Regions from separate parts of the Homo sapiens genome. Here region 1 is linked to region 2. A link is an interaction called in ENCODE POLR2A ChIA-PET data of the cell type or tissue named here. Cell type or tissue: PC-3. All regions are shown on one strand. Links, peaks and the distances in the headings refer to the core of each region. The heading gives the core; the rest is flanking DNA.

What was found. ChIA-PET counts read pairs that join two places held together with the same protein. Peaks named below come from ENCODE experiments on the same cell type or tissue, not always from the same donor. Only the 100,000 strongest peaks of a DNase experiment are listed, where the experiment ranks them.
Region 1: POLR2A ChIA-PET joins it to region 2 with 5 read pairs; 2 of 35 experiments call an interaction of 5 or more read pairs at or near these places.

The regions. Positions count from the first base shown.
Region 1 is chr6:122,650,780-122,655,104 of GRCh38, forward strand. All of the region lies in intron 2 of PKIB (cAMP-dependent protein kinase inhibitor beta), which reads left to right. Among named protein-coding and RNA genes, the nearest start is that of PKIB, 43 kb to the left of the region's middle. In PC-3, for the core only: no CTCF peak of the experiment used is centred there; DNase peaks (open chromatin) are centred at 1,882 and 2,532; H3K4me3 peaks cover 1,213 bases; H3K27ac peaks cover 3,469 bases.
Region 2 is chr6:122,402,879-122,407,283 of GRCh38, forward strand. All of the region lies in intron 1 of HSF2 (heat shock transcription factor 2), which reads left to right. Among named protein-coding and RNA genes, the nearest start is that of HSF2, 5.4 kb to the left of the region's middle. In PC-3, for the core only: a CTCF peak has its summit at 2,753; no DNase peak of the experiment used is centred there.

The sequences.
Region 1 (4,325 bases), core at 326-4,325, 250 kb after region 2:
CTCCTGGGGTATGTGAGCAGGTCTTACATGATAAATTTATTCTACTATTTCGATCTCCCTCTCTAGCCTTTGGATAACTTCCTCTTCAGTGTAGCAAGGCAGTTAATTCTGGCATTTGATTTCATTTAATGTAGACCGCCTTGTAGTCCATGTTTCAGCCAACGAACCAAACTGTTAGAGCCTTTTCTAACCCTTTGAGCTAAAATACTGAATCCAGAATCTCTGCTTAGTGGGATGATATCAATAAATTCATCCTAATTCAACTTTATGGGAATTTTACTATGGTGGAAGGCCCTACACAAGCCAAATAGACGAGTGAAACAAGATGTGGTGGGAATCATTACCCCTGCATCCTTCAAGTCCTTGATGGTGGCACTAATCCCTATAATCCCTCTAGGAATGCACTTGATAGGAAATGATTTATGTGATTCAAGTTTATGTTCCTTCCACAATTATCCCACATACTTAATATTCATTTACGTATTCCCCAGATTGTATAAATTGGAAAACTCATGCAATTCGTTTGGTATGTAGCACACTTCCTTGTGGACTACACTTTGTACCTTAATCTTTAGGGCCTGCTGGTACTTGAGTCTTGTTATAAGTCTAGAAGCAAAGAGGGGTGTCAGGGATAAGTTCTGAGGAGAATCAACAGGGTCTTGCAAGACACCTACCTCAGGAGCAGCCATTACTGGTTCTTTAGGCAACGCAGAGTTAACCTCAGACAGGGGTGAAAAGATTTTTCTATTGGCAAATAAACTCATCAGAATTTAGAGATTTGATGTCACAAGTTTGAGTGGGATTTCCCATATGTCCCCATTCTAATTTTCAAGATCCCATTTGTTCTCAATCAATCCTCCTACTTTAACAGGAGAAATTCATTTTGTGTTGTAATTCAGCAACACACAGTGTGAGAGTCTGGTTTTGAAATCTTAGCCCTGTGGTTATAGGAGATAAGGATTTGCTTTTGGGCAGACACAGAAGTATTCAGGTTATTTATACAGAGCTTGAACAGGAAATTTCAAGCCCTGAGTTTATCTTTTTCTTTCCATTTTCCATAGTACAGTTGGCAGCAACCTGCCAATTTCATCATACTCTTTAGTTTGGCTAAAATGCTCTAAGGCATGAAATATATGGTCACCTAAAACCTTGCCTTTTACAAATATTTGATTATGAGTACTCAGTGGTGATATTTGTGTTTCTCCATTGCCACATCATGCCATAGACTACCAGTACCCTCTTCACAACTGAGAATTGTCTTTAATACCTTTAAATTTAATCACATTAGAGAACATATTCCAAGAATAACAGAACCAAACCAATTCATAAAGCTTATCCTTAAAAATTCTATTCTTATGGAACCACTCTTAGGGCAGAAATCTGTATGGGTCAGTCAGGGCTCCACCAGAAAAACAGAAATTGCTCTGACATAACTTTAGGTGCAATTTATGGAGAATGTACATGTATGTATATACATACCTATATATATATGTTGTGTGCATATATGTTGGTTTGTGTGTGTGTGTGTGTGTGTGTGTGTGTGTGTGTGTGTGTGGAGAGAGAGAGATTTATTGAAAAGAATTGATTTATGTGATTATGGAGGCTGGCTGGGCAAGTCCAAAATCTTTAGGGCAATCTGCAAGCTGGGAATTCCTTGGAGGAAACTTAAGCTGCATGTTTTCTTCATCAGGGAAAGCACTCATCTGTTCTTTTGATGATTGAGTCAAACCCACCCAGATTATTGATGATAATCTCCTTTACTTAAATCAACTGATTATAGATGTTACATATATCTACAAAATTCCTTTACCACACCACCTAGATTAATGTTTGATTGAACAACTGGGGCCTATGGCCTAACTAAACAGTAGTTTAACTTTGCTCTGGATGACTCAGAGTCATCCCACATGTAGGCAGATGTAGGTGCTGTGTCCACAAAGATTGAAGCTAATTATCCGCACAGGCTCTAGAACTTGGTTTCTTGAAGAAGTTGTAGGTAATAATCTCTTTTTCTTTAAAACATAGAATGAAATATTGCGGCCACAAAATGCTCCTTGGTAGCATGATTTGGCTCTTCCCCCGGTTCCCCATCCCCCACTAAGATTTAATTGAGGTGGTCTTTTCTCAACAGATTTTTGTTCATTCTTCAGAAAATTGCCTGTGGTCTATTGTTATTAACCTCTTTGAATTGACACATCCATAACAGAGTGGGGTCATCCTGATCTTTGGGTCCAGGACCCTTTTCAATTGTACTCATGTATTGCTGCCTGTGCAGGGGCTAATTCTGCTAATAGGTTTGGAGTTTGGTTTTGTTTGGCTAGTCAGGAAGAATTCTAGGATTGGAAAGTTCCAGAAAACTGGTCCCTGGATAGCTGAGCTTTCTCAGTCTATTACTTAAAATGTTTAAAATGTACTAAAAAGAAAATAATGAGGTTGATACATGACTAGAGTGATCTCTTGGCTGAGTGAAAGGAGCACATTCCTGGGTGAACATTTGATTAGTCATCATCAAGCAAGGTGAAAGGGCTTCCTGGATTGTTTTTCCAGGTGACTAGCATCTCCACCCAAGCTCTTGTGATTTGCTTATGTGGAATAATGGTGTGTGTTGGGCTGTTCTCCTCTCTTGCATGTGTTCTGGCGACCAAGAGGAAAGACATAAATTGCTCCGACAGGATTGCAGGTGCCAATCTACAGCTGTGAGAGAGATTTTTATGAAGAACCTCTAGAGCAGGTTTTCTGATGTTTTATCATTCAAACCTGGTGGGGCGGGATGAGGTGGGGGGAATTTGACTCCGAAACATGTACTTTATTCTCTCTATTAAACTCAATGCATTTTCTTTAATGTAACTTGAAGGGATTATTTGAAAAAAAAAAAAAAATTGGAGTTAAGGGGCTTCCTGGCCAGGCGCAGTGGCTCCCGCCTGTAATCCCAGCACTTTGGGAGGTCGAGGCGGGCGGATCATTTGAGGTCAGGAGTTCCAGACCAGCCTGGCCAACATGGTGAAACCCTGTCTCTACTAAAAGTACAAAAATTAGCTGGGCATGGTGACGCACTGTAGTCCCAACTACTCGGAAGGCTGAGGCAGGAGAATGGCTTGAACCTGAGAGGCGGAGGTTGCAGTTAGCGGAGATCGCGCCATTACACTCCAGCCTGAGCAACAGAGAGAGACTCTGTCTCAAAACGAACAAACAAAAAAGGCAGGGTGGGGGCATCCTAACAATCAACAGTTCCCTCTTTCACTGGCTGCCTTTCCCCGTCTCCAATTATGGTCAGCAAGATATGCACCTCTATTTTATTTTAGGCCAGATAATGTTAGTGCTTGAAGCCAACCTGATAGTTTCCATTGCCTCGTCTAGTCTTTCTTAAGCCCTATCTTTATGTTCTGCTCTGTCAATAAGATGAAGTGTGAAGAATTTAGGGTTTGGAGTCAGACCAGGGTTTGGATTCTTCTTAGGAGGTTAGCTGATTTCCTCATAAAGACAATGTAGATAATTCAGAGCATTCTGTTGGAATAAGATCATGTTTGTGTAAAGTGCATAGTACAGGATAGATGCAAAGTGTATTTTCCTTGCTGCCAACCCTCCATTTCCTGAACACAAAAATATGGGAACAAATAGGATTTTGAGTGGAGATGAGAGTTGTCCTTCCTGCCATTTCTTCCAGTCCTTTAACTGTGACTCCATATCTTACATGCTAAAGGTAAACTCACACAAGTTGCTATTTACCTCTAGAATATTGTTTGTATTAATAATGGGCATTTATTGAAGGTCTGCTATGTACAGGGTTCTTAACCAAGGCTAAGTAGGACCATAAATATCGGTCAATATTATTATGCGATTGCAGATTTTAAGAATGTAAACCTACATTTTGGTGTTCTATCCTCAACTTTCAAAAACAGAGGTAAGCCTTATTCCCAGTCATCAGTTGTTATATTTTTCTGTACTGATTTACTCATAACCTGTCTGAATATATTACACTAGATTTCTATTTTTTTAACTTCATACTATTTCACAATTTTAGTGTTAGAAAGAGAAATGTATCTTAATACTTCAGATTTTTTTCTTGTAGGAGAAAAATATGACTCATGTTAGGTCACTTTTTGGTTCATTCTCCTAATATAATTAGAAACTTAAATTACTTTTGGCCTTCATGTTTTCTCTCCTGCATTTCAGTTAATATTCAGAGATTTTTTGTTTGTTTGTTCATTTGTTTTTGAGACAGAATTTAACTCTTTTGCCCAGGCTTTGCCCAGGCTGGAGTGAAGTGGCATGATCTCAGCCCATTGCAACCTCCACCCCCAGGGTTCAAAAGATTCTCCTGCCAC
Region 2 (4,405 bases), core at 239-4,238:
TATGGTGGTTTCTGGTTTCCTTCAAACTTGTGTTGTATTTCTGTTGAGGTAATTTAGCATTTATACTATGAAAATCATTGAGAACTTTTAGAAGAAGCAGTTGTTTTGGGAACCAGACAAGCTTTTGTGCAGTTTTTTTTTTCAATGGTGGAAAATAATTTATTTCTCTACCTTGAGTGTAAGGCAAGGGAAAAAAAACTCTTACCAATTGCGTTTTGGAAAACGCAGTTGGTAATATCTCTAGATAATATCTCTGGAGACGTACATAACTTTAATTTTCCTCGAAATTTGCAATATGACAAAATTGAAAAGGGAAATAATACCTCTCACCATTAAATACAAGAATATAATAATCTGAACAATTGAAATTATACTTAAATATGTTATTGACTCTAAAATAATAGAAATGCCTTAATTCCAGACAGTCTTTAAGAAAGCATAATGTGGCTAGGCGTGGTGGCTCATGCCTGTAATCCCAGCACTTTGGGAGGCCAAGATGGGCAGGTTGCTTGAGCCCAGGAGTTTGAGACCAGCCTGGGCAACATGGTGAAACCCTGTCTCTACAAAAAAATACAGAAAGTAGCCAGGTATGGTGGCGTGCATCTTTAGTCCCAGCTACTCAGGAGGCTGAAGAGGGGAGATGGCTTGAGCCCATGAGGCAGAGGTTGCAATGAGCTGAGATCACACTACTGCAAGCCAGCCTGAACAACAGAACGAAATCCTGTCTCAAAACAACAACAACAAAAAACAGAAAGAAAAGAAAGTATGTTTTACATATTTCCATTTTCTCCTTACTCTTCTGAAAAACAAAAATGAAAAGTTTTCATTTTTTTTAACATTTCCTTTAAATGTAAAATTTTATATAACTGTTCTTGGCTTTGGTAGTCTGTTGTCAGAATCAAGTACAGAGATTGTACTGTCAGACGACCTAAAACTGTTTTAAATCTTAAGTGTCCTAAAGAGAGGGCACATATTAGCTTGGAAGCAACTGGTGAAACTTGATATTCAGAGACAAGGCCGTAGAGGTTAAATGAAGTTATATAGTAAAAAACAGCCTTTACGAGTTAATGAAATGTTACAACCAACGTATGCTGAAGTGAAGCAGTATAAAAGAAGGAAAGAACTGGAAGGTCATCCTTTTGTCAGTGTTGTTACCTTTGTCTCTGTTCTTCAGATTGTTTGAGAAAATGAAGTGATTTCCACCAAAGACTTCATACCCAGCTTTCCCCCCTTTTTGTGCCCTTTGGCATTCTCTGCTTCTCTATCCCCCTCATGTCAGCAGAGATGAATTAGGAAATAGGTAGGAGGGAGAGAGAGCAAAAACAGAATTTTTCCATTGTTTTCTAGCTGTTTTGGATGAATTTGAGCAGTAGGCCCTTGGACTTCACAAAGTGCTAGTATTGTTTTGAACATCCCAGCAACCATTGCATTATATTAGTATTTCAAAGTGAAAATAAGAAAGACTACAAGTGTGGGAGGATGGGGGTAAAATCCAACTTAGATGGACCTGCAGAAAAGTTGAAAGATTGATTTTCAAGTATTTTTATTTGTATATATAAGAGAAAGAATGAGCTAAAGACTCTAAAAGAGTAGCTGGTGCATATTAAAAATTATAGATTAGCAAGCCACAAATTTCTGTTCCGAAAAATGTTTTAAAGTAATGTGGCTGAAGTATTAGATTATTAGGAATATTTTGAGTGTTCTAACAAGAGTGCCAAAATTAATTTGGAGAGTAACGACTGTTTCTACTCTTTGGACTCTTGCCAACATTTGTGGGTAAGGTTTAAGGAGAAGGTGCCTATCTTTCCCACCTCACTCAGTAGTAGTTTTCTCATCCTTGTAAAATACTTAGGGAGATTCTGTGTTGTATTGCTTGAACCTCACAGGTTTAAAAGACAGGAAGGTGAATTTTTGCACTCAAAGAAGTTATTTACTAATTTTAGAATAGAGACTGAGGGAATACAATAAGCAGAGATAGAGTGATATGAATGAATAAGGAGTGTATGTGAGAGAGAGTGAGCACAGGTATAGCAAGAGATTATTGTCATCTCCCTATTTTATATAATCAAATAGTTGAAATTCTAAAAATTCAGTTTATTTGGCCAAAGATTAATTTAGTCAGTCACAGGTATTTGTTATGAATCTGTTATGACCTAATATTGTGCTAGGTATCAGGAATTCATTCAGTAGTGAACCAAAGTGCCTACCTTTATGGAGCTTACATTGAGTGGTGGATATCAATAAATAGTAAGCAAATACAAGCTGGGTATGGTGGTGCATGTCGTAGTTCTGGGTACTGGGGAGGCTGAGTTGGGAGGATTGCTTGAGCCCAGGAGTTTGAGGCTAGCTTGGGCAACATACTGAGACCCCTGTCTCTTAAAAAAAAAAAAAAAAAAAGTAAAAGCAAGCAAAACACAATCAATATAATTTCAGTTAGTGATAAATGCCTTTAAAAAACACCAAGATAAACTGTGTGTCGGTTAAGATGCAATCATAAGTCAGAAGCCACAGGTATTTTCAAGAGGGTAAGTTTAATAGAGTTACTGACTATATCAGGGAAATTAAAGAAAATTAAAAGAATACAAGAATAGTTTTAAGAAGCAGCCACTACTGATAGGGCTGAGATAGAGTGCCCAAGTAAGAACCTTTTTTGCCAAGGCTAAGATTCTTACCTTATTGGAAGGAATATGGCCATGACTCAGTAGCAGAGCAGTCACTGGTGTTGCTCTGGTGGAACTTACTGGAAATGCATCCTTCAAAACTTGGTGGGAAATATGCCCTCTAGGTCACGGGTTGGCAAACTGTAGTCCTTTTGCCAGCTGTTTTATAAAAAAAAGTTTAAATAGAACACAGCTATGCCCAATCTATTTACATATTGTCTGTATCTGCTTTCTCACTACAAAGGTAGAGTTATGATGTTATAATCTGCAAGCCTAATTTACTATTTGTCCCTTTAAGAAAAAGTTTATAAATCCCTGTTCTGGAGTACTCTAAAAAACTGTTTATGGGGAGATATCTTGTTAGAGATACTCTGCTTTGAAACCTCCCAAGGGAGAGGAAGCACCAGTGAAAGCTGATGGTCTTTGAGTGTTGCTGACCACCATTAATATCAAGAGCTAGGCACTGGAGAAGCTGCCTCCACTGCAGAAGCTTGCCAAGGATACATGAGTCAGGAACAAGAGCTCCTTTTTCTTGTAATATCTCTCTTTTATCCCCTGCTGACAGAACTTAACATCATGGCACCTAGAAAAAGAAAGATATTTATTTAAGGAACCAAGCTCTATGCTTGTAGAGCAGACAATGAAGAATGAATTTGGAGCAATAAATTGATAACTGGCCCATAAACAGACTAGGATTTGTGAATATTTTAGGTAAGGTGATGAGGAAAGCCTCTCCAAGGAGACGATGTTTGAGGAGAGATCTAAATGATTAGAAAAGATGGGCCAAAGGGGAATGACAAAAGGTAAGGCCTTGAATGTGGCTGTTCAAGGAAGCAGGAAGGCCCATGTGATTAGAATATCTTTAGGGAATTAGGAGAGTGAGAGTAGGGAGGTAGGCAGGAGCAGATGGTATAGGGCCCTAGATCTATAGTAAGAAGATTGGAAATGAGGGGACCAGTTAGAAGACTATCACAGTTTTCCTGTATGGTATTGAAAATATTGATGGCTGAGACTAAGGTAGCAGCAGTCAAGGTATTGAGATGTAGCTTTGAAATCTTTGAAGGCAAAGCTGCAGGATTTGCTGATAAATTGATAAATTGGCTATGGTTGGAGGAACGACAATTAAAAATGATTCATAAATTTGGTTTGAACTACAGGATAAATCCATTTGCTGAGGAAAGATGTTAGAGATTCTTTTTGGCATATTAACTTTGAGATTAAAAATGGATCTCTAGTAGTATTTGAAACAACTTGAAAATTGTTTAATTTTTCTTAAATTTGACCATGCCTAGTCATATGGCCACACCTAATTTCAAAAGGGATGAGGAAGTGCAGTGCTAGAAAAAAAAACAGGAGTATTTTTGAACAGCTTGACTGACTTCCACACTCCAAAATGTCCAAGTGGAAATGTTGAATAGGTGGTTGAGTATAAGACTTTGGCATTCAGGGTGGAGTTTAGACCTTGTAACTGGTAAAGCCAGGAGACTTAATGAAATCATCTTCTGTGAAGATAGAAGGAACCAAAAGATGTATTATTCCAACATTTAGAGAGTATGAAGACAAAAGCCAGCAAAGGAGGCTGAGACGGAACAGTGAAAAAGAAGGAAAATCAAGGGAGTGAACCCACAGAAGTTAATGAAAGAAAATGGCTCAGGAAAGAGATCAACTGTGTCACATGCTGTTAGGAATATTCTTGTATATCTCTCCTGGTGTATATAAGCAAGAGTTTCTCTAAGGTCTGTACA